Regions from separate parts of the Mus musculus genome. Here regions 2, 3, 4, 5 and 6 are each linked to region 1. Evidence: chromatin loops called from intact Hi-C (ENCODE). Cell type or tissue: heart. All regions are shown on one strand.

Region 1 (4,000 bases):
ATACTACTTCACACACTAAATGGAAAACAAAACTCCCAAGTCCCAAATAGTAAGTATATGAATTAAAAGTTTAGAAAATTGAGGCACTTTGAATCTGAGCATATTCATATTTATGAAGGGGCTGAGGGATTTAAGTTCCATGGGCCTGGTACCAGGGAAGTTGCAGCTGTTTCCTGGTAGCTGTAGCTGTAGCTGCAGAGGTGAAAGAAGAGGGCGTTACTATTCGTGCATGAGTTCCTGTGTGGGAGGAGCATCTCAGGAACTATTAGGCTGGGCATGTGTCTACATAATCTCTTCAGAACCATGGTTCACAGTAAAGTCAGTTGAGAACTCATCATGAAAAGGAGGTTTGTCCTAGTTAAGACTTTACCTACTTGTAAGCCTTGCACCAGTCATCTAACCTTTCAAAATCCAGCTTTCTCAAGAAAATGAGACATTGGGTTAGACTTTGAGGGTTCCTTGTAAGATTTAGTCTCTATATGATTTACAATGAGAAAGTACTTTATGAGGATAATTCAAATTTGTAAATAAGTCTTTATATAAATCAAGGTACTTTTTGAATTTTCAAAATCTTTAGTACATTCATTACCAATATAACCAGGTTAAGCTTGTATTAGCTGTTCTTTCTTACATGGGGATCTTGGTGAAACCGTCTTGGGTTAGTTTCCTCTTTTTATTGTTTTAATTTTTTCTCTGTGTGTGTGCTCACATGTACCCACAGAGGCTAGAAAATGGTGTCGGATTCCTTGGAACTGGAGTTCAAGGCGGTCAGCTGCCCAACATGGGCCGTCTGAACAGCAAGTGCTCTTAACCAGTGAGCTGTCGCTCCAGCTCTCTCCTGTGGGTAATTATGAGAACATATGAGATCACAGGTTATTTCTTTAGTGACTTTTTTTTTTAAAAGTATGTCTTAAAGGTAAACTTCAGCACCAGAATACTTAAAAGTCATTGAAGAAGAATGATCTCCTTGTGGGTCATGTCTAAGATAAAAGAGTGATCTGGAAGAGAAGTTTTTAAGAGCTTTTCCCATTTCCCTTTAAATATAAAAGAATCTCAGATTTTCATAGCCATTACTGACACCTTTGCAAAAGGCTCTTGTCTACTTGGGATAGAATGTGTTTATTTTGTATCTTTCGAATTAAGTGCATGTGTACTTCTTGATACTTGACATTTAATGCTTTAAACGTTTTGTTATGAGATGGGCATCAAGATGTACGTGCCTTTAATCCCAGCACTCAAGAGGCAAAGGCAGGCTGATCTCTGAGTTCAAGGCCAACCTGGTCTACATAGTGAGTTAAGGACAGTCAGAGCTACATAGAAGAAAGTTTTATTACATTTTAATTGTGTGTGTGCCTGCATATGGTGCATGGGTGGAGGTCAGAGGATAACAAGTCAGTTCTTTCCTTCTATCTGTAAATCTGGGGATCAAAACTCAGCGTCAAACCAAGGGCTTTATGCACTGAGCCATCTTCAGGTCCCACACTGAATGCTTCTTAGTAAAGAATTGCTGACTGCAATTAGAGTTGCTGAATACAGGTTTGTTCTGCTTATTTGAGCTATGGGTCTTTAGTGACACCTAGTGGGCGGTGAGTGCTTAGTGCTTAGAATGAATTTCATAGTTGACTTGGGCCGTCTGAACAGCAAGTGCTCTTAGCCAGCGAGCTGTCGCTCCAGCTCTCTCCTGTGGGTAATTAAATACATACTGTGTTTCCCAAGCCCTTTGGCTGTTTTCATTGGGACCTGGTGGTTGTGGAGAATGAAAAGGATTTAAACGTGTGCTGTTGGGTGGCAGAACATGAAAATGCTGCTTCTCTCACATCAACGGAATTGTTAGGGTTAAAGGAGAACTTCAAGATACTTAACCCCACCCTACCACCCAACCCCTTTAAAATCAAGAAAGAAACTGAAGGGAAGAAGTTAAGAAGCGACCGATGTGAAGTAGAAGATACATGACGACGAGCCTGAGCTTGTGCTTCTGGTGCCTGTCAGATCTTGGGGTAGGGATGGGGGCGGGGGGCGGGGGGAGAGGTTTGTTTGAGACCTTGGTCTAAGTGGAACAAACAGAGTATATATAAAGACATTTTTTGTTTAGTAACTGGTCCTTAAGAGCTATAGACAAATTTATCCCGGTGTTTTGCTGTTAGAGCTGAACTTGCTTAAGGCATGTAGGAAGGCAAGAAGCTCCAGGAGATTTTAGTAGAGTTGCTTACATGGAAGGAGAGGGGTAGCCTGGTTAGCTGAGGCTGTTACATCTAAGATTATGTGTCTGCTAGCAGCCTGGAAAGCTGGCTGGTGTAAGGCTATACTTTTGGAAAGGAAAAAACTGGTGCTAGAAAAAAATTCTCACTAGAAGGCTTGTGGCACGTAATTTGTTTAATCCAGATTGGATACATCAGGTACAGCAGTGGCACAGGACTCAGTACTGTAAATGATATACATGTTATAACATTTGCACTACAATTTCAAAAGAAGACAAACTTAAGAGCTTTTTTCCCCACAGAAAGTTTTCACATTTGTCTTCCTGCAGTTTTATACAGTGTATTTCTTTGCCATTGTAATGGTGGTAAGCAAAGCCCAATAAGTATACGAAAATAGAAAAGAACACACTTGATGTTTTCCACAGGAACATTAATGGGAGCGCATGACCTCTAAGGAAAACATTGGAATGTCTGGTTATCAAAAATATACCATCCCTCCCACCTCCCTGGTTTGTAAAATAGTCCATTGGTCCAAGGAGTCCCCTAGGACTTGGGTCTGTGCCCTGCACTGGCTAACGTGTCATCAGCCAGCATAGTTTAAATAACCTGCTGAGATAAAAGTCATTCCAACAGTTGATGAGAAAACGTAGAATATCCTGAATAAAAAACAAGACCCACAAGGAACCCCTTTAAAAAGCCGTTTCATTTTTCAAAGCCACTGTCCCTCGATTCTAATGCTTTTCATGATGCTGTTTGGGCTCTAAGTGTCATGGGTCATGACAATACTTTTCCTTTTTCCCATCATTTTAAAGCTTTGCAAGTAATGAGAATTCATTAGGAAATCAGAGGAAAAATAAAAGTTTTTCCTGTTCCTCTTATGGTGGTTACCATGCCAGCTAGCATGAAAGGGAAACTATTACTTCAAATGAACAGTATTGGGATCCTTCTGCCTTACTTAGTTACCTAGTATCTGAAGTGAGGGAGCCTGAATCACTAGAATTCATTAACAGCTTCAAATCTAATGCTAGCTCAATTTCAGTCACTACTGCTATTTTTAAAAAGACAAGGAAAATGATCTAGGCATATAATGCTCCCAGGTACTTTCCCTACTTGCTTTCTGACAAGAAAATGACATGATCCTGAACTGCAGAGAAAACAACTGTATAAAGTCCTCAGCAGTTCTGTATGTGACTTCTGTCAACCAGGGATCATCATTTACCACTTCCTTAACATCTGATCAAATTATGTGGTCATAAACTAATAATAATGTTCAACTGTTGAGACTATCTACTGGTCTTTTGAAAGAGGTTCTGTACAGTTAGTCCTGAGCTTGAGACTAGTTAGGAAATGTGGGAAGGGTCTATTCCAGGAGGTCCTGCTACTTCACGAATGCTTCCTTTCTCTAATCAGCGGTCTTGGCATCCAGCTTTTAAAAATATGAGCAAGTCTTCGAGCCATGGAGCAGGACCTAGAAGACACTCCAGGACACGCTAAGTCCTGGATCAAATCATAATTCTGCCATCCACTTGGCATGAAACCTTGAGTGAGGCATCTAGCTTCTTGGTGCCCATTTCTTCTGAGTCAAAAATTTACTAAGGTGACTACCTTCACAGATGGTAGTGAGAGCCCATAGTATGCTTTGAAATGTCATTGTTCAAGCCTCCTCCTCATCGAGATAGTCAAACAATTGCCTGAAAAATCTTGGGCATTCCCTTGTTCATCTACTTACAGAATTGATCACCCACAGCTGGTTCTACACGGTGGCTTCAACATCTATAATTTGTATTAGCACAGTCAGGTGA
Region 2 (4,000 bases), 770 kb before region 1:
TAGCTTGTCCCCAAGATTCCCCCAATCCCAGTTATCTCTCCCAGGACTCTCTTCTTCCATGTTCTCCCCACTTTATCTTTCCAATTTCTGTCCCTGCTTCCACCCTCAATGTCTATTTTATTTTCCCTTCCAAAGGAGTTCATGCATCTCCCCTTGAACCCTCTTGTCACTTAGAACCTCCCAGTCTGTAAATTATAACATGGTTATCCTTTACAGCTAATATCAACTTATAAGTGAGTACATACCATGTTTGTTGTTCTGAGTCAGGATGAATTTTTTTCTAGTTCCATACATTTGCCTGCAAATTTCACTACATCATTGTTTTTAACAGCTGAGTAATATCCCATTGTGTGAATGTACCACACTTTTTAAAATCCATTCTTTAGTTGAGGGTGCTTTCCTATTTCCAGCTCTTACACAGAAAGCTGCTGTGAAGAAGCTCTACTACAGACCTATAGTAATAAAAAAGCACATGGTTTTGGCATAAAAACACAGATTGATCAATGGGATTGAATTGAATTCCCAGATGGACTTCACACACCCATGGACAACTGATTTATAACAAAGAAGTCAAAATAATACAATGGAATAAAGAAATAAATGCTGCTGGTCGAACTGGATGTTGGTATGTAGAAGAATGTAAATAGATCAATATCTTTAACCCTACAGAAAACTTAAGTCCAAGTGGCTCAAAGACTTCAACATAAAACCAGATACACTGAATCTGAGTAAAGAGTAATTGGGGACTAACCTTAAATGCATTGGCACAGGAGACAATTTCTGAACAGAAGACTAAGATTGGCAATTAATAAATGTGATCTCTTGAAACTGAAAAGTTTCTGTAAGGCAAAAGATGCCATCAGTAAGGATGAATGGCAGCCTATAGACTGGGAAAAATATCTTCACCAATCCTACATCTGACAGAGGGCTAATTTCCAAAATATTTATTAAGAAAACCTCAAGAAACTAGACATCAAAACCCAGGAAATCCAATTAAAATGGGGTACAGAGCCAAATAGAAAATTAGCAACAGAAGAATCTCTAATGGGAAAGAAGCATTTAAAGAAATATATAACATCCTTAGCCATCAGGGAAATGTAAATCAAAGTGACTCTGAAATTCCATCTTATACCTATCAGAATGACTAAGGCCAAAAACTCAAGTGGCAGCTCATGATGGTGAGGATGTGGAGCAAGGGGACAACTCCTCCATTGCTAGTAAGAGTGAAAACTTGTACAATCACTTTGGAAATCAATATGGAGTTACTCTTATTATGCCCAATTCACAAGAACTTGATACACTCTGTGTTGTAACTAAGTTTGGACAGCACCGTAGAGAATGAGGAACGATCACCTCAGATCCTGTCAGTGTCCATCCTGTCTTCTATAGCATGAGTCCCCAGAGGTTTTGCCCCATGACTGACTGGTGCTTACATCCTCCTCTCTCACTTTCTCCCTCAACTCTCAGTTTTGAAGATCTCAAGCCCCTCCCTCATCAAACATTAGGAGGAGATCAAAGACACATTCAGTGCCAATCCTCCACCCCAAAACATAGACAGGAAGACGATCTCAGCCCACATCCTGTGTTTAAACAAAGTTCTCCATATGGGTGACTCAACACAGGCAAATGTTCATGAACATCCTTCAGTTCAAAACCAACCACTGTACCCGGGCTTCCAGTAAATCACCCATTCTTCCATTAGTTCGTTAGTTCATGGCCAGCAGCTGATCTGTTGTGTGTATTGAGGCCAATAAAAAGGGCACAGATGATCATTTATTTGTTCTTGTACTTACACACTTAATGACCTCCTGAGGTCTTTCTTTTCTTTCTTCTCTTTAATCTTTTTATAGGTAAGCTGTTGCTTGGGTAGAATAGACAAGCCTAGAGCTTTTCATCTTCCTGTCTTTGCTCCTAGGCTCAAGATCTATAGGTTTGCCCCACTCTGCATGTCAGACTCTGGTGTTTTGTTTGAAGCCCATGCCCAAAAGACACTGGATTGAGGATGAAGGACCAACAAATAGTCTTGGTTTCACTTTCCACTTAGTGGAAGGGAAGAGATTAAAATCTACCATTACACAACCTTGTAACCATCTAGGTATGTACACACTGTACAAGAGATTTTAGTTTAGATTTGTCAGTAACTTTTTATGCAGAAAGAGTTCACAGACAAGGTGAGTATGAGGGTAGGGGATGCCCTGAAGTTCAGGTTATTTTTTCTTCCTGGTTCTTCACTATGACTACATCTTTCATGTTCTCTAGGTTTAGTAAAGTCTTGAAGGTCTCACCTGTCTTCAAATGCCTGTCTTTAAATTTATAGTCCTTGCACTGGGAAGAGGCCATTTTAATACTTACTCTGGAGTTTACTTTAACAAGGCTCTCAAGTGCTCCTGTAGGGGTATGTGTCCTATTAACTTAACCCCTGCTAAGAAAGAAGTTGGGAAATAATCTTAGGACAGTACATGGCATTGAACTGCCCATCACTGACCACAAGATGGTGCTGTTACTCTAGTCTTCATGTACCAACATAGCAAAGCATCCTGTCAGAAAATGGTAGAGAGATCACTGATGACTTTAGTTTCCTGAGATTGGATCTGGTCACCTAGTTAAAATACCAAGACAAATGCCCTCAAAAACATGCTAGCAAGTGTGTGTTTATATGTGTCCATCCACAGTGATACATGTGATATACTAGAATGATCTTTTTCAGCATCGTTGGAAATACCCACCAAAAGACAAGAAGATCTCAGTTCAGACTGACAAAGAATGCCAAGTTCAAGCAAAGTTATAGGGGTTTTTAACTTTAGGTTCTGTTTCAAAATGCAGATAAGGGGGTCTTAGATCTCTGGTCAGGTCTTTTTTCTCTTAAAAGTGATTTCTAAAATTTTTTTTTGTTGTGAACATTTTAACATTTCTTAGTCAATGAGAATTTATAGAGATTAAATGTGCACACACTGATAGAAGGTACCTTGAAACAACTCTTCCCACAAGACTCTACTTGATATTGATGGGAATCTGGGGAAACTCCAGGCTCCAGTGGGTTCATTATAAAAGATTTTGGGTAGGACAGTTCTTGGAGTTTCTGTCAACTATTCTAACAAAATTAGTTGCTAACAGGTGTTATATATCCTGGTATCATAATACATTTTAGTTTGGGTAAATAGTAGAATAATGAAGCTATCAGTACCCAATTATAAAATGTTATATTTCATAATTTTGTCTGAGACAAAAATATTTCATAAGTATTGATGCCTCTCAACATGGGATGAGTGTGATGGCCAAACCTTGTTGTCAGACTCACAGGTCTCATTTAAATATTGCGATCTAAGGATCAGTATCTAAATAGAACAGCCCTAGCCTGGATCTATTATTTAGAGATCACAGGAAATGGCAGTGCCCCTTCCTAGTCCATTTCAGGCATCCTCTGTATTTGATACAACTATATGAAATTAAAAATAAAATACATCTAATCTAGGAACTAGCAGCCAGACAGGCAATGTTGGATAGAGTAGGAGCCATATGGGAGAAGTTTTGAAGTGACAGTGACAGTGACATTTCGTATTCTGGGGTAGTTTGTTGAAGTTGCAGCCCCAGCTGCAGTTGAAGTCCCAGGATGGAAGTGGTCATGCAGAGAAATTGAGGCTTGGAACCATGAAATGAGCCATTGAGAGGCTATTGATGAAGGTGTATTTTAGTGGTATCAGAATTTTCCAGCAATTTGGAGATGACAGTACCATGGAATGATCACAGAGAAGGGCAACAGTTATGGAATGGAGCCAATTGGAGTCTAGAAGACAATCTATGTGTGTTGGAGAGAACAGAACTAGAGAGTTGACCCAAGCCCATTGGAGGAGCCGAGACAATCATGACTGAATCCCAGACATTGGACCTTGAGTTATTTACACTTTTGAAGTATGATTTTGCTACGATTTGAGTGTGACTATGCCTGATTCATCCCTCTTGAAATAAGGAAGTGTTTAATTTATTTTTGATGTCACAGGGA
Region 3 (4,000 bases), 290 kb before region 1:
AAACCAAGCACGGTAGCTCGTGCTTGTAATCCCAGCACTGCAGAGACAGAGACAAGTGAATCCTTGTGGCTCCCTGGCTCCATGTCCTAGTCAGAGAATCAGTCTCAAAAAACAAAGTAGACATCTTCAAAGCTGACCTCTGGCCTCCACACACATGCACATCCTCCCCCCCCAACACACACACAAGTCTCGGTCTGAGAAGAGCAAGGCTCTACTGTCTAGATTAAGCTGCTGCACAGCTTACTGTCATAAGGCTTGAATGCTGACAAGAAAGTAGGATCTTGATCTGCAGGCTACAAGAAAGCAATGAAGAACCAAGAGTCACAGACTGCAGGTGAAGATGTGAGTGTGACTCTATTGCTAAAGCCCGACGGGCCATGGAAGGTAAGATATGGACAGGAAGGACTAATCAAATGAGACCCAACAGAACCTGACGAACCTGAGGGTAAGAGGATGGATGGAGGCTATCAGCCCACTTCAGTTTAATGGGGATGGCTCCCACAGGATCGTCTATTTAAAATGTCTGGCTCCCATTGGTGGACTACTTAGGAAGAATTTTGAGGTGTGGCCAAGTGTACTGGAGATGGACTACGAGGTTTCAAAAGCCCACACCAAGCCAGTCTTGCTATCTTTCTGCCACATGCTTGTGAATTAGAATGTAAGCTCTTAGCTACTGCTCCAGCACCAGGCTCTGCCTACTGGCCCACGCTCCTTGCTGTGACAGTCAAAAAACCCTCTGAAACTCTAAGCAAGCCCTCAAATAAATGTTTTTTCCTTGATCATGGTGTTGTTTCACAGCAAGAGAACAGAACTAAGACACCCACTTAGTCAAAAGGCTGTGAGACTATCAACCGAAACGGGAGCACAAAGAAATGGACAGGAAGCAGATAATGGAACCTGACTGTAGTTTTGGGGTAAGGAAAGACCAATCAAAAGAACCCAGACTGGCTACTACTGTTACCCAAACACTGTTCAAATATCCCAAAGGGGAAAGAAAAGATAACTATAGGCAGGACTCAACACTTACCTCGGTATGAATTCAGTGATACCTGCTGAGCCAGGTCCCAAATTTTGATGCTACAATGCAAAAAAAAAATAGGAATATTAACTTGCAGTATCAACATTAAAATATACCCATACAACATGTCCCACTTCTGTTTCCTAGACTCCTGCTGTTTTATTTACAATGCACTACCAAGTCTCTTAGGAAACAGACATGCCATTACTCACTAGACTAAAAACAGCCCAAAGCATTTTACATAATGAAATTAACAGGATAGATGGGATATCCACAGGAAGTCTAGATATAGAAATAATGAAAACAGGGACTCACCAGCAGTCTTTGCTACCACTGACAGCTTGTGTGCCAGAGCTCAGGACAGTGACAGTAGACACAATGTCATCATGCTCATACTTGCAGAACTTGCTGACTATAAGTGTCTCGTTCTCATCTAGCTCCCACAATTCAACAGCACCTGTTGGGGACAGAGCGGGGTGAGGTGCAGACAAGGGAAGCATGAGCCTGGGTTGTACCAAGGCAGGAACTCCTGCCTAGGACTCAAGCAAGAATTGCTACTGAGCCAACTGTAAAAGCAAAGTCCACGTCACTAACGGCTTAGCTGACTTCCAGGCCGTTTGGTTTTGTTACCCTACTGCTTTCCTAACAGGCCAGATGCCTATGAGGAAAACTCCTGGAGATAGGGAAATAAGATGTAAAATCAATTCTAGTGCTTCCAGAAAGCAGGTCCTAAGCAATCGGTTCCCAGAGAGCCTTATTTAGATAACAGTTCAGTGACGATGTCTCTTCCCAGGTATGCAGACACTAGTAAATATTTGCTTACATAAAATGTCTTGAAATACTTCTAAGATTTATATTATATATATGATCACACTGTCACTGACAAACCAGAAGAGGCCATCTGATCCAATTACAAATGGTTGTAAACCACCATGTGGTTGCTGGGATGTGAACTCATGAGCTCTGGAAGAGCAGCCACTCACTGTCTTGAAATATTCTAATTTCAACTGTCAGTCTCATTCACTAACATTCTACTTTTCAATTGCCATGTTCTACCTAACACTTAAGAATGTTTGTATGTGAGAGAGATGTTCTGATTTTAAGCGCACAGGTGTTTTGCTTTCATCTATGTCTATTCATCAAGTGCATGCAGTGCCCATGGAGGCCAAAAGATGGCACTGGCTTCCCTAAGACTGTAGTTACAAGGTTGTTAGTGGAATGTGGGTGCTGGGTGTCCAACTTGGGTCCTCTGAAAAAGTAGTTAACACTTATCACCACTGGATCATCTCTCCAGACCCAAAATAAATCTATTTTAATCTTTGAGACAGGGTTTTCCCTACTTCCCTACGTACCTATGGCTGGCCTGGAACTGGATATGGAGAACAGGCCGGCCTCCAACTCACAGAGCTCTGCCTGCGGCTGCTGGGATTACAGGCAGCACCTATACCCAGCTTCCACCAACTTATATAAATTCTGACTTTCTTTAATCTGCTTAATTCTGAGAACTCCATACACGCATACAATGTAGTCTGACTATATTCATCCCTAGCTTGTCCAACATTTACCCTCCATCACCTACCAACTTCATTTCTTTGTCTTTTTTAATGCCAAAGCCTACATTTCTCAGCCTGACACTCAAAGAAAGGTGGGATTAAGGACTGTCCAGTGACAGAGCAGTTGCCTAGCAAGGTGAGTCAATTCACAGCACATAGCAAACACAACAGCAAAAGAAAACAGGAGGCTAGGCACGGTGGCACACGTCTTTAATTACAGCACAGAGGAAGACTTCTGTGAGTTCAAGGCCAGCCTGGTCTACTTAGTTTCTGGGACAGCCAAGCCAATAAGGTAAACAACCCTGCTTCTAAATAATAAAACACCTTTTCCCATCCTACCCTGTACCCAACTCTTCAATTCCAGGGGAGGGGGATCACTCACCTGAATCAGAAGCCACTAGGATACCTTTGTCCCCCACCCAAGTGAGGTCAGCTACTCCAGCCTCGGTCTGGACGCCAGCAGAGCAGAAACCTTCGTTGGGGGCCGCACTAGGATCCTTGAAAAACCACAGAGAACCTACCCAGCAGCGACCACTCAGGCTGGAGACCCCGAGCAGAAGGGAACCATCTACGGTGGGGAGAGCAAAGTTATAAGGTGTCAGATGGAAGGCCTTGTTTCTATGGTAACCTCACAGAACCCCGTGGCGGGACCAGTCTGAATCTGAGATCGGATTTGTGGAGCTGAGCTGGGGCAGGGCCAGGACGCCAGGTATGGCCGAGGAGGGCCACACGGCGCTGGGAGGACTCGAGAGGGTCAGCACCGGGAGAGGGCACCCGAGACTGGGGGTAAAGGGGCTTCCAGGCCCCGGGATCTCGGCTCACCAGACCGGTACCGTGCAGCCTCCAATTGACGTTCCATGCATGCGGGCGCATTGGGGGGCAGGTTCCACTCGCGGGCCGCCGGGGGCACGAGCGGAGGAGGGGTGTCCTTCCGCATCTCCACGATTCCAAATCTAACCTAGACCCAGACTCGACGAGAGACCCTGACTCGGCGCCGGAGGGACCGCACACGTGGTGTACCTCTGCGCAACCGCCCCTCTCCGAGGGAATTCGCTCTACTTCTCGCGAGAATTGTGTCTACCCTTCCAGCCTGCTTTTCCGTCTCCTGTCCCCGCAGCGGGATTTTGTTTGTTTCCCTCCCTCAGCCCCACCCATTTTTTCTCCTCTTCTCGCGATAGTGGGGAGGGGGCGGGGAAAAAGCCGAGAACTTCCGAGAAAAAGCGAGCTGATCTCTTCTCGCGAGATGTGCGAGCGGCCATCTTGCTCCTGCCCCTGACAGGCTCGGGTCGGGGTCACAGGGACACGGAGCCCGCTGTCCCGCTCTTCGCAGACAATGCTGTCCCGGGTGGTGCTTTCTGCTGCCGCCACAGCGGGTGAGAGACGTAGAGCCTAGGTTAGCGTAGCAGGGTGACTAGGAAGAAGCCAGGCC
Region 4 (4,000 bases), 780 kb before region 1:
GAACTAAAAATAGCTCAAGACAATTTTGGGTCTGCAAAATTTTAGCTCTCCACAATGAATTCCAATCAATAAATCAGTTCGCAGAATCTTTAACATAGGTGAAGCTTTTTGGGGGACTCAAGTTCTTGTAATAGAAGAAGTGAAATTCAAGCAGGGAAGTTTTCAGAGCAAGGTGTAGACTGTAGGTATTTTACACTGAAGGCTTTTCTTCCCCTTAATCCACACCATCCCTCCCCCAGCTTGGATGCTGTGAGCATCCATCCTTCAGTTACTGTCGCTTCAGTCTCTGTCCTCTACCAAGATTTGGTGTTCGCAACCAGCAAGTCTCCCGCTAGTACCCCTCTAGACCCCATTCATGCTAACTGGGAAGGGTCTTAAACAACCAAGTTAATAGACCACTCAGAAGAGCTTAAAACCACCTGTTTCATTATGTACTCAAGTTGTAAATTTTCTAATTCTCTCTATTTAGACATCTGATTCTCATTGGCCTACATCTCTACCAACAGTCAACGAGAAAACTAGCTATGAGCACATACTGCAGTCAGCATCACTTAAGAAAATGTCATTCTTCCAGAAAGATTGTAAGAAAGGGTAACTATCTGTCTCTCTATATCTGGCTCTGACAAGAGGCTGGAATTCACCAATGTAGACATCACTTCTTAGGAGCAGTCTTCTAGGGCCTTTCTGTGAAGAGAAAGGCTATATATAGTTATCGACAACTTCTGTTGCCAGAGTTTTCAGAGCTGTCATAGGAGCAGGTGATGCCCTTGCCCAAAGCCATATCTTCACTCTCCAGCCCATTTCTGATGACCGAATGAGGTGGGGGTGCTATAAAGGCTCAGGATTTACTCTGAGATAAGATGGCTCTGAAGGCTATCAGTTGTTCTGTTGCCCTTCCTCAGGCTTTTATTGCTCAGGTAACCTTGTTACAATTGTATCTTATGCCATGATCTTATTTTATATATAATATAAAATATATAATATAATATATATATATATACAGGATTCATGTAGTTCAGGGTGACCCAAAATTAGTTATGTCTCAGAGGCTTAATCTGAATCCCTGATTCTCTTGTTTCTATCTCTTAAGTTCTGAAGTAAATGCTACCAAGCTTGGCTCTACACGTTAACCAGAAATTCCTCTTCAGGTTGGCTGGCACAAACTAGAGACTGTAACAGGCTGCCAGAGAGGCTACTGAAGCTTATAATTTCATTGGAATACCAGTTGTCTGCTAAGTGATATCTCTCCCCCATGGTCATGGCAGTAGACAACATAACAATGTCTGGAAAAAAAACATAAAACAAATGAAAAGAGAATGTGTCCCAGTCCCTGGAAAATATTCACCCGTTCTTAGAAAAGACAGGGATGTAGCCAGGTAGGAGGTCATCCTGGCAGGGACACAGAGAGCAAGATGTCAAGGTTAATCTCAGCTATACAGCAGTTCAAGCCTGGCCTGAGGTCTGATCCAACTCTACCATCCTCCCCACTAAAAAACAATACTCCTTTCCTTTACCAACATATTTTCCTCTACATTTCTCTCATGTGCTAACCTCTCACACTACAAAGGGTGGTGAAGTTGATTTGTGAGTTTTTCTCTTTCTATTACTGGTCAAGAATAAGCATATCCTTAACTGCCCAACTGGTCATGTCATTGGTTCCACAATCTTTTTTTTTTAAAGGTATTTTCTTTATTTACATTTCAAATGTTATCCCTTTACCTGGTTTTCCCTTAGACTCCCCCCTGCCCTCTCCCTGCTTACCAACCTACCCACTCCCACTTCCTGGTCCTGGCATTCTCCTAGACTGGGGCATCAAGCCTTCACAGGACCAAGGGCCTCTCCTCCTTCTGATGACTGACAAGGTCATCCTCTGCTACACATGCAGCTGGAGCCATGGGTTCCTCCATGTGTACTCTTTGGTTGGTGGTTTAGTGCCTGGGAGCTCGGGGGTGGGGGGTACTGGTTGGTTCATATTGTTGTTCCTCCTATGGGGCTGCAAACCCCTTCAGCTCCTTGTGTCCTTTCTCTAGGTCCTCCATTGGGGATGACTGAGAGCATGTACCTCTGTATTTGACAGGCACTGGCAGAGCCTTTCAGAAGACAGCTATATCAGGCTTCTGTCAGCAAGCACAATAGTGTCTGGGTTTGGTGACTGTATATAGGATAGATCCCCAGGTGGGCCAGTCTCTGGATGGTCTTTCTTTCAGCCTCTGTTACATATTTTGTCTCTGTATCTCCTCCCATTGGTATTTTGTTCCCCCATGTAAGAAGGACCATAGTATCCATACTTTGGTCTTCCTTCTTCTTGAGCTTCATTTGGTCTGTGAATTGTATCTTGGATATTCCGAGCTTCTGGGCTAATATCCACTTTTCAGTGAGTGTATACCATGTGTGTTCTTTTATGATTGGGTTACCTCACTCAGGATGATATTTTCTAGTTCCACCCATTTGCCTAAGAATTTAATGAAGTCATTGGGTTTTTTTTGTTTGTTTGTTTGTTTTTAAATAACTGAGTAGTAATCCAGTGTGTAAATGTACCACATTTTCTGTATCCATTCCTCTGTTGAGGGACATCTGGGTTCTTTCAAGTTTCTGGCTATTATAAATAAGGCTGCTATGAACATAGTGGAGCATGCATGTGTCCTTTATACATGTTGGAGCATATTCAGGGTATATGCCCAGGAGTAGTATTAGTGGGTCCTCGGGTAGTATTGTGTCCAATTTTCTGAGGAACCACCAAACTTATTTCCACAGTGGTTGTAACAGCTTCCAATCCCACCAGCAATGGAGGGGTGCTCCTCTTTCACCACGCCCTAGCCAGTATCTGCTGTCACCTGAATTTTTGATCTTAGCTATTCTGACTGGTGTGAGGTGGAATCTCAGGGTTCTTTTGATTTGCATTTTCCTGATGACTAAGGATGTTGAACATTTCTTTAGGTGCTTTTCATCCATTTGGTATTCCTCAGTTGAGAATTCTTTGTTTAACTCTGTACCCCATTTTTTTTAAAAAGGCCTATGACTGTGTTATGATAAGTTTTTCAACAGCTAGATCATTTTGTAACAAGTTAGGTATATACTGACAAACACAATTTTATCTGCTACAGTAAAGTACATTTGTCACCAAAGTGGAACTTTGCATCAGAGCATGAGCTTGTCATTCTTTTTTTTGGATATCTAATATTTATTTCTATCTATTTAATTCTTTTTTAAAAAAATATTTTGTACCACATTTTTTAATACTGTTATTTGTTTCTCTGGAGGCTGACTTCTTGAGTTCTTTGTATATATTCGATATTAGCCTTCTATCAGATGTAGGGTTGGTAAAGATCTTTTCCCAATCTGTTGGTTGCCTTTTTGTACTATTGACAGTGTCCTTGGCCTTATAGAGGCTTTGCAATTTTATGAGATTCCATTTGTCAATTCTTGATCTTAGAGCATAAGCTATTGGTGTTCTGTTCAGGAAAATTTCCCCTGTGTCACGTGTTTGAGACTCTTCCCCACTTTCTTTTCTATTAGTTTCAGTGTATCTGGTTTTATGTGGAGGTCATTGATCCACTTCAACTTGAGCTTTGTACAAGGAAACAAGAACTTGTACAAGGAAATAAGAACTTCTTCTCCATGCCAACTGCCAGTTGAGCCAGCACCATTTGTTGAAAATGCTTTCCTTTTTCCACGGGATGGTTTTATCTCCTTTATCAAAGATCAAGTGACCATAGGTGTGTGGGTTCATTTCTGGGTCTTCAATTTTATTCCATTGATCTACATGTCAGTCACTATACCCATACCATGAAGTTTCTATCACAATTGCTCTGTAGTACAGCTTGAGATCAGGGATGGTGATTCTGCAATAAGTTCTTTTACTGTTGAGAATAGTTTTTGCTATCCTGGGTTTTTTTTTTCTTTTTTTCTTTTTTTTTGCTATGCCAGATGAATTTGAGAATTGCTCTTTCTAACTCAATGAAGAATTGATTTTGAATTTTGATGGGGATTGCACTGAATC
Region 5 (4,000 bases), 230 kb before region 1:
ATTAATACTGTAAAATGTGATGTTTAGGCCAACAAGATTGTGACACTAAAGCATACGTATGAAGCAGATTCAGTGCCTGCTCTGAGGTAGGAAGAGATGGTAGGACCAGAGAAAGGGCCACATAAGCAGGCCACTGGTGACATTTTGGATCTCACAGAAGACCATTTATAGGACCAGAGTGGGGGAGAAAAAAAGGTCTATTTAAGAAAGTTTTTAATAGTGAATTGAAGATAAGCTCGGATTTCCCTGCCATTTTTTTTTCCATCTGAGAGGAGGGGCACCATGAATTTCACTTCTACCGGCAGAGCCTGATTTCTACAAGGGAGACAAGGATGGACTCTGAGGAGTTTCCAGTCTGACAAAGTGACCCGAGTCCAGGAAAAGGCCTCCCAAGCTCTAGCCTGGAGCAGCACAGCACAGCTCAGCTATTGGCTGCATAGCATCCTGAAAAGGCTGACCAGAGAGAGGACACACATAGGCTCTTTTGCATCTTCTCAGAAAAGCCTAGATAACCTCAACTGCCAGTCTTTGACAGAAAAGTGTATTAGCAGGAGACCAAGGTTGGGGTTCCAGAACCCAGAATTACCCAAGCCACAGCCAAGACAGGATGTTAGGCAGCTGGGAGATGGAAACTGCTGCTTGGCTGCTCAGAGCTGACACGATGCTGTGGGCATACTTGCATAGACCCATGTCTACTCACTTCCTCTTGAAGTCATGACCACTTCCCTCAAAGCCTCATGCTTCTACAGACCTCGCTATGTGCCAGCGAACAGTGGGGCCTTAGAGACAGCCAGTGCTCAGAGTCATCTTTGAGGGTGTCTTCTCCTTGCCCCCTTTTTTATATGCTCCTTCCCCACTCTCTGTCAAAGTACCGGTAAGACCCTAAGACTTCAGGTGACTTCCCAAACTCACTGCTCTTCTTAGAGCTGGGCTGAGACCCTTTCAACTTACAAGGCCTGGGACTCTGAACGTGAAGAGTTCTCTAAAGTGAGTATCAGTAAAAATGAAAAGGATGGATAAAGACCCAAAACCCCAAGGTTCCTGTAACTTGGGTTACAGGAAATCCTGCTCAGGGAAAGGGAACTGCTTGTGACTAGGTGCCCAAACCTTAGCTACCATGATTCAACCACGCCCAAGTGAGCCAGGCCTCTAAGCCCAAGAGAAAGTCTAGCGCAGCAGTTCTCGGCCTGTGGGTCGCTAACCACAGATGACACCTTCACAGGGGTCACCTAAGGCCACCGGAAAACATACATATGATACATACCCTATGATTTATAAAAACATACATATGATAAATAAACATATGATACACACCTTATGATTTATAACAGTAACAATATGATTTATAACAGTAGCAAAATTAAAGTTTTGAAGTAACAATGAAAATAAATTTATGGTTGGGAGGGGTCGCCTCAACATTTGTATTGTATTAAAGGGAATTTTACTAATGGGCCGTGTTATGAGGAAGGGCTAGAGGATTCAGCTATCCCTAATACTCTTCCAGATTATAGGCTCTCAAAATATGTCTTTCAACTACCTGTGTCAGCTTGTGGTTTGAGTAGTTGAGGTCTGGCTAAGGGGCTATGCTCAGATGTGGCCACCAGGTGGCAGCACATTTCCACCGTCCTCTGAAACACAAGCTGCCGCTAAGGAGAGAAAATGGGGAGGGCTCAAAACTGGCCTCAGCCAACCACCTCGGACTTTGCAAGGGAGACCAGGAGCAAGGAGGGTAGGTAGGCTGCCTATGGTCAGTCCAATCTAGTCCCACATAATATTCTGATCCTCTGGACTCAAGAAGGCTGGCAAGGAGCATGAACAGCCTAACAAAAAAAGTTTTGCATTTTGCTCCACAAAGCAGGAACTCTCAGCAAATAGAGAAGGAATGTGCTTAAGTCTGTTCTGCTAAAGAGCATGTTCTACAGTGGAGACCAGCCCAGTCTGGTCTCCTGACTTAAGGACAGGGTGGATTCAGAAGGGGTCTGCTACCGTGTGATATCTGCCGTAAGTAGATCTCACCGGGTTGTGCATTGTTGGTCCTTCCCCCATGTCCTCCAATCCCCAACCCATCCTCCTGTAGGCACAGGGCCCTCTGGTCACTGTCCTGATCTTTTCAAAGCCCATAACTTATCCAAACGTCCTTGAGCCTCTTCATATCCCAGCCTCCTCATTCCAGCCTCAGGCCTTCAATTACCCACCCTGGTATTTTTTCACTCAAGTAGGGGACTCCCGCAGTCTCTGAAGTTCATCTCTGATTCCACACAGGTCAACTGTGAGTCCTGATGTCATTTTCAGTGACCTTTACGTAAGCACTAACTAGCACGTGCAGGAACGAACCCGGGATAGAGCACCGCCAGTCCTAGATGTGTATAGTGGGGCTGTGCCTTGGCCTGCTTCTTCTCAACCCACCCTACCCTTAGATGAATTGAGCACATTCTCCTGGAGAGAGCAAGAAACCAGCAACCTCTACCCCTTCGATGACACGTCTTCTCTTACTCTACAAGGTCCTTCTATCACGAGTGTGTGAACCCTGCCATTGACAGGGTGCTAAGTGACACAGCCCAGGCTCCTTGCTTGGCGTTTTATACCTGTCACTTATAATCGTGTGCCAAACTTAATCGTAAGTGCTGCTAACTCATTTCACTGGTGAGGAGACCACAGCCTGGTGCGAGGTGGCTTTCAGGGAGCAAGTGGCGGAGCTGGGATCTGAACCTGCATTAGTTACTTCTCAGATTTCTTTGACAAAATCTTGAACAAAGGTAACTTAAAGAAGGGAGGGAGGGAGGGAGGGAGGGAGGGAGGGAGGGAGGGAGGGAGGGAGGGAGGACAGTTACAGTCAACTACGATGGGTAAAGGCCAGAATCTGAGTCAACTATCTTAGCCCTTTCCAGTGAATCACACAAGAATAGGCCAACACCAATTATACCAAACATAAACTGTGACTGGGCAGAAGCTCTTCAGTGTGGAAGGGTGTGCATGATCCATGGGTTGGGCCAGCTACTGAGAACTACTGAGAACAGGATTTTTTTTTTCTTTCTTTTTTGCCAGTTTTCTGGTTTCTGGTTCCTCCTCTTAGGCTGTGGAGTAATGGAGGGCAGCCTGCCAATCCTCCCTCAACCTTCTCCACCCCACACCCCTGCATCTAGTCCATGGGCAGACAGCATCAGGAAACCACATTACTTTACTTCCCGCTGAAGGGTTCCCCCAATAACTTTATTTCCCTCGGCTTTTCATTAAAGCTATTGTTATACAGAGTCTGTCTCAGCATTTCATCACGGTTAAAGATACTACATTGTTATTGCTTATACTGAAGGTTTAAGAGACCTATTTCCCCGAGGAGGTTCTAGGAAGGATGTTGCTCTTCTAATACCTCTCCTGCTCTGTTCATTAGCTTGGTGGCGTAGGTTGTTCCTGGGCAGCCAGGAGCTCAGAGTGGGTCAGCACAAGCCAGGCTTGTCTCAGCAAAAAAAAGACTTTTCTAGAAAAGCTGCACGCATTGTCTCAACTTCAGGCTTCTAGTATCCTTTTTTAAATTATTTTTTTATTTTTATGTGTGTGCACACACTTGTGTGAAGGTGGCATAGAGACCAGAAGTCATCATCACTTGCATGCAGCTGGAGTTACAAGGCACTCAGAACCACCTGGTGTGAGTGCTGGTAACTGACATCAGGTCCTCTCAGAGAGTAGTGTCTCAGCGTTTCTATTGCTGTGAAGAGACACCATGACCACGGTAACTCTTTTTTGTTTTTTTAAATGTATTTATTTATTTTATATTTGTGAGTACACTGTAGCTTTACAGATGGTTGTGAGCCTTCATGTGGTTGTTGGGAATTGAACTTTTTAGGACCTCTGCTCGCTCCAGTCAACTTTGGTCACTCAGTCCCTGCTTGCTCCAGCCCAAAGATTTATTATTATACATAAGTACACAGTAGCTGTCTTCAGACACACCAGAAGAGGGCATCGGATCCCATTACAGATAGCTGTGAGCCACCGTGTGGTTGTT
Region 6 (4,000 bases), 52 kb before region 1:
GTTCAATACTGTATTACCAGGGTTTGACTTTGACTATCGCAAATCCTACATACACAGTTTGTAACTTCATCCAGGGAATCCTTGCCATTGTTAATTTGTTGGTGTGTGTCCACCAATGAAGTGTTAAATGAAAATTTTCAAACTTGCTCTCTAGTAGATGGAAGAACTTGAGGGAAGTGGTTGCAAGTCAGAACACAAAAAGGGACGTGTGACTTGACTGTATGAGCAGTGTAGAGGAATGCTGTGAAGATGGATACAGCAGCTTGCTGGCTGTACAGAGGTGCTTTTCTTTTCCTTCCCAGTTGCATTTTACAAAGGTGGGGCATATGTAGGACATGGAGCCAGGGCGATACTGCTGTATGTTCTCCATGAAGAAAGAGAAAGCAAATGGCCTGTTGGCCAGGTGCATACAGGAGAAGAAAGCAGATTGCAAGCTTAGGAAACCCTGTGCCTTGTCCCTGAAAATCAAGGAGACCAGTCCTAGAAAGTAAATCTTTGCTCAGGGATCTAGATATGGTCTCATTGCAACTAGGTGTGAAGGTGTTCATGCCTTGCTGAGATATGCCAGGTGTGTGGACAGCCCTTTAGTTACCAAGTCAGCTTTCAAATGTAAGATCCAACCAACCTGAAGAAATGTCAAAAAGTACTGTTTGAAACATTGGAAATTGTATTCTTTTGATATTCTAATAAACTTAGCTACTTAACATTTCCCTTCTCTTTATCCAGTTATACATGTCTGTGACTAAGAGGCAAAACCTTAAGCTAAACTAAAATGCAAGTAGAAGGATAGGGTCCATTTGTCCCAGAAAGAGGAGCTGGGCTCTTTGATTGTGGTTGTCTTTTAAGGGAGGTCTTGTTATACCACTCAGGCTGGCTTCAAACTTCTGGGTTCAGGTGAATCTCCTGCCTCAGTGTCTCAAGTAGCTAGGATTACAGGAATATATCACTGTGTGACCAATTAGGGACATACCATATTTTAAGGACTTCTGAAGTCATTATGCTTTGAAATACTTCTCACACATTTCTTTGGACTTAAAAATCATGGACAGACAGACCTCTCACAAACCAGCTAAAATATCTAAATACGTTATATCACGTGGGTTGTGTAGATATTTGTTAAATTAAAATAGTCTCACCAGTAACACAGACTGATTTTATCAGTTTCCTTTGACACATCTTACACTCCTCCCTTGGGTTAAAGGTAAAACAAAAACAAAAACAAAAAAAAAAACAAAAAAACACCCTTTTGACATTGAAGGATATTCAAGCCAGAGGGATGCAGTGTTATCCAAGGGAAATTTGTACTTGCTGAGCAACATGTAAAGGTGTCCTGTTAAGAGAGAGGGCTATATTTTTATAGTGTCTTTATGTGAACTCCTTGGTCTTGGGAAGGGCAACTGAAGGCAAGATGTATTTTCATAGCCAAGACATGGAGAGTTTCTAGGGTATTAATTTGAATCTCATGATGCATATCTATGAACAAATTACGTAGTAGTGTTTATGGCTATTTCAAGTATAATAGCTTTGATTTTGTGAATAACAATTTAATTTAAAGGAAGCTTGATGCTACAATTGGTAGGTTTTTAATTTTCCCAACTAGACCACAAGCAACTTTAATGACTTGATGCCTCCAATCTAATTTTATAATTAACAGTAAATGCAAGTGCATCACCTTACCCTCCACCAGGGGGAGCTTCGGTATCATATGATGCTTCTACCAGCATTTCCTTACAAAGACTCATGGAGTTTACAACTTAATTAGGCAAAAAATAGACACAAAATTTTGGGAAGGTATGAATACCATTAACTTAATGCACTGTAGCCACTTTAGTATGTATTTTTCTTAATGTTTGGAGAAACAGTGGCTGCTAGCATGTGACTGCCATCTCCCCACAGCTCTGAACTCACCTTGGTCTGCCATCCTCATCTGCCATCATCAGAGAACTCCTTTTACTCCTCAATAAGACCGTCTCCTTTTCCGAAGTTGTGATGTTCTTTTTTGTCTACTTGACTAAAACAAGTGATTTGGAGTCATTTTTCTCTCCTTAAGAATCGTAATAAAACATTCTGCATGCCTTGAGTCCAGTCACTTTAAAATAGCTACCCTGTGTACCCTCACAGGTCAACAAATGTTTGTCAGTCATATGTCTGAGTTTTGGTTAGGGACCAAGGGTCAGAAAGAGAAACAGTGAGTACTGTATTCCTTTCCTGACCGATACTCTTAGGATGTTAGTCAACAACATGTCTCTTATAAATTATGTGTTGAAATTAGCTTGTGAAGAAGCTCTCTCATAATTTAGAGGAGGAAAATTACACTTTTATTTGGGTCTTTGCTTATTTACGGTGCTAAATATAGAGTGAAGTGGCCCCACAACCATCCACACCAAGCATCAAAAGACACTTTGGTTTGCTCATCCAGACTCTGGAAAGAGCAAATGAATGTGAGCAGTGAGCGTGTCTGCCTACCCAGCTAGTAGCATTAATGCTACTCAGTATAAACAGATGTTCTTACAGATACAGTGTGGCACTTAGGTTGGTCTTGGGTTTCTCTTCCTGAAGTTTTGCCTTGAATCTATTGACTGTGCAGTCCTCTTAACTTTATCATGTTTAAATGTTCTTGTAAGAACAGCTAGAGACTTTGAACTGACTGCCTAGTTCTTTTTTGGGAAGGCAACATGGATCCTGTTTTCCAGATATTAACAGCCTTCAAAGGAAACTTGAGAGTTGCAAGTGCTTTGGGCTTGTTAAGAAGCAGACAACTATAGCTCTAGGCCCAACTGCTAATTGCTTGAGCAAGAGACTGGCTGTTCCCATAAAAGAAAATTTTTAATAAACCTTCCCATTTAAACAGTTGTGTGGCTCTTACATTGAACTGATGTTTTCAGTAATTTTCTTTAATCTTACCTATGTTCAAATTTTTACACTACAGTTGGAGTGCATACAAAGCAGAAAAACATGATCTTTTTTTTAGATATTTATTTTTATTTGATGTGCATTGGTGTTTTGCCCCCATGTATGTTTGAAGGTGCTAGAATTGGAGGGGCAGACAGTGAGTTGTGAGTTGTAGTGTGGGTGCTGAGAATTGAACTCAGGACCTCTGGAAGAGCAACCAGAGCTCTTAACTGCTGAGCCATCTCTTCAGCCCCCGTACATGATCTTTATATGCCTATCAACAGTTACTATATTTGTACTGTCTGAATTCATGGTATACAACAACATACGCCAGTTCCTCCACGTGTAGACTTTTAATCTTTAGGAAATGGCCAAAGATTGTGCTGGGGAATTGAGTGAGAGAGTACCCCCAAGTGCTTTCTGTGCAAACATAGGGACTTGAGTTCAGATTTCTAGCACTCACACACACATATAAAAGGTAAGGCCTAGTGATAACTGTAATCCCAACACTGGGAAGTGAAGACAGATGTGCCCAGGAACTCACTGTCCATTAAGTCTAGCCAGACAGTGAGCTCCAGGTTCAATGAGAGACCCTGTCTTAATGCAAAGTAGAGAGCAATAGATGTAGACACTCAACATTGACCTCGGGCCTACAAAAGCATATGCAAGGTACATGCACTTACACATTTGAATATGGTACACACACCACACATACAGATAGATGAAACTGCTGAAAACCCCATGTGTTTATTACAGTGAATGCTGTAAAACTTGTACAGAGGGCAACAGGAATGAGGGTGGAAGATGTATATGTCCTTGTGTTGGTTATATGAGCAAGGACTGAAAATGTGAGCCCATGCAACTGCATTGGAGAAAGAAAGGCCTTCCTTCACATTGGGAAAGGTTATGACGAGGTCACCGTGGCTGGAGGAGAGTGAACACGAGTAAGAATACTGTAGATAATAGAATTAGGTAGGCTGAATGTAGACAGGGAAAATCAGTATTAGTCTGTGTGGTATTCATGGGAAGAATTTTACAAAAGGTACAACATAGAATCAATAATATGTCATCAAAACCACAGTTGTGGGCTGGGGGGATGGCTCAGTAC

Evidence for each region. Peaks named below come from ENCODE experiments on the same cell type or tissue, not always from the same donor. Only the 100,000 strongest peaks of a DNase experiment are listed, where the experiment ranks them.
Region 2: a loop joins it to region 1, with 12 times the contacts of the local background. A loop is called at or near these places in 19 of 42 quality-filtered maps.
Region 3: it touches region 1 in a loop (3-fold over the local background); 19 of 42 quality-filtered maps call a loop at or near these places.
Region 4: it touches region 1 in a loop (6-fold over the local background); 15 of 42 quality-filtered maps call a loop at or near these places.
Region 5: it touches region 1 in a loop (6-fold over the local background); 31 of 42 quality-filtered maps call a loop at or near these places.
Region 6: it touches region 1 in a loop (6-fold over the local background); 29 of 42 quality-filtered maps call a loop at or near these places.

The regions. Positions count from the first base shown.
Region 1 is chr3:105,672,358-105,676,357 of GRCm38, reverse strand. Kcnd3 (potassium voltage-gated channel, Shal-related family, member 3) reads right to left here. Exons shown (of 8, transcript NM_019931.2): 8 at 2,356-4,000. Among named protein-coding and RNA genes, the nearest start is that of Ddx20, 13 kb to the left of the region's middle. In heart, no CTCF peak of the experiment used is centred here; a DNase peak (open chromatin) is centred at 1,577.
Region 2 is chr3:106,447,248-106,451,247 of GRCm38, reverse strand. No RefSeq gene overlaps it. Among named protein-coding and RNA genes, the nearest start is that of 2010016I18Rik, 37 kb to the left of the region's middle. In heart, a CTCF peak has its summit at 2,475 (motif pointing right); no DNase peak of the experiment used is centred here; H3K27me3 peaks cover 363 bases.
Region 3 is chr3:105,959,092-105,963,091 of GRCm38, reverse strand. Atp5pb (ATP synthase peripheral stalk-membrane subunit b) reads left to right here and starts at 3,829. Exons shown (of 7, transcript NM_009725.5): 1 at 3,829-3,944. The coding sequence starts at 3,905. Wdr77 (WD repeat domain 77) reads right to left here and starts at 3,594. Exons shown (of 10, transcript NM_027432.3): 1 at 3,394-3,594; 2 at 2,954-3,139; 3 at 1,334-1,475; 4 at 1,028-1,077. The coding sequence starts at 3,508. In heart, a CTCF peak has its summit at 2,188 (motif pointing right); a DNase peak (open chromatin) is centred at 3,751; H3K4me3 peaks cover 1,916 bases; H3K27ac peaks cover 1,247 bases.
Region 4 is chr3:106,453,316-106,457,315 of GRCm38, reverse strand. No RefSeq gene overlaps it. Among named protein-coding and RNA genes, the nearest start is that of 2010016I18Rik, 31 kb to the left of the region's middle. In heart, no CTCF peak of the experiment used is centred here; no DNase peak of the experiment used is centred here.
Region 5 is chr3:105,897,583-105,901,582 of GRCm38, reverse strand. The region is part of intron 1 of Tmigd3 (transmembrane and immunoglobulin domain containing 3); the gene reads right to left. Among named protein-coding and RNA genes, the nearest start is that of Adora3, 4.8 kb to the left of the region's middle. In heart, no CTCF peak of the experiment used is centred here; DNase peaks (open chromatin) are centred at 602, 1,662, 2,482 and 3,092; H3K27me3 peaks cover 931 bases.
Region 6 is chr3:105,723,969-105,727,968 of GRCm38, reverse strand. It overlaps Rap1a (RAS-related protein 1a), which reads left to right. Exons shown (of 8, transcript NM_145541.5): 8 at 1-709. Among named protein-coding and RNA genes, the nearest start is that of Inka2, 21 kb to the right of the region's middle. In heart, a CTCF peak has its summit at 1,680 (motif pointing right); no DNase peak of the experiment used is centred here.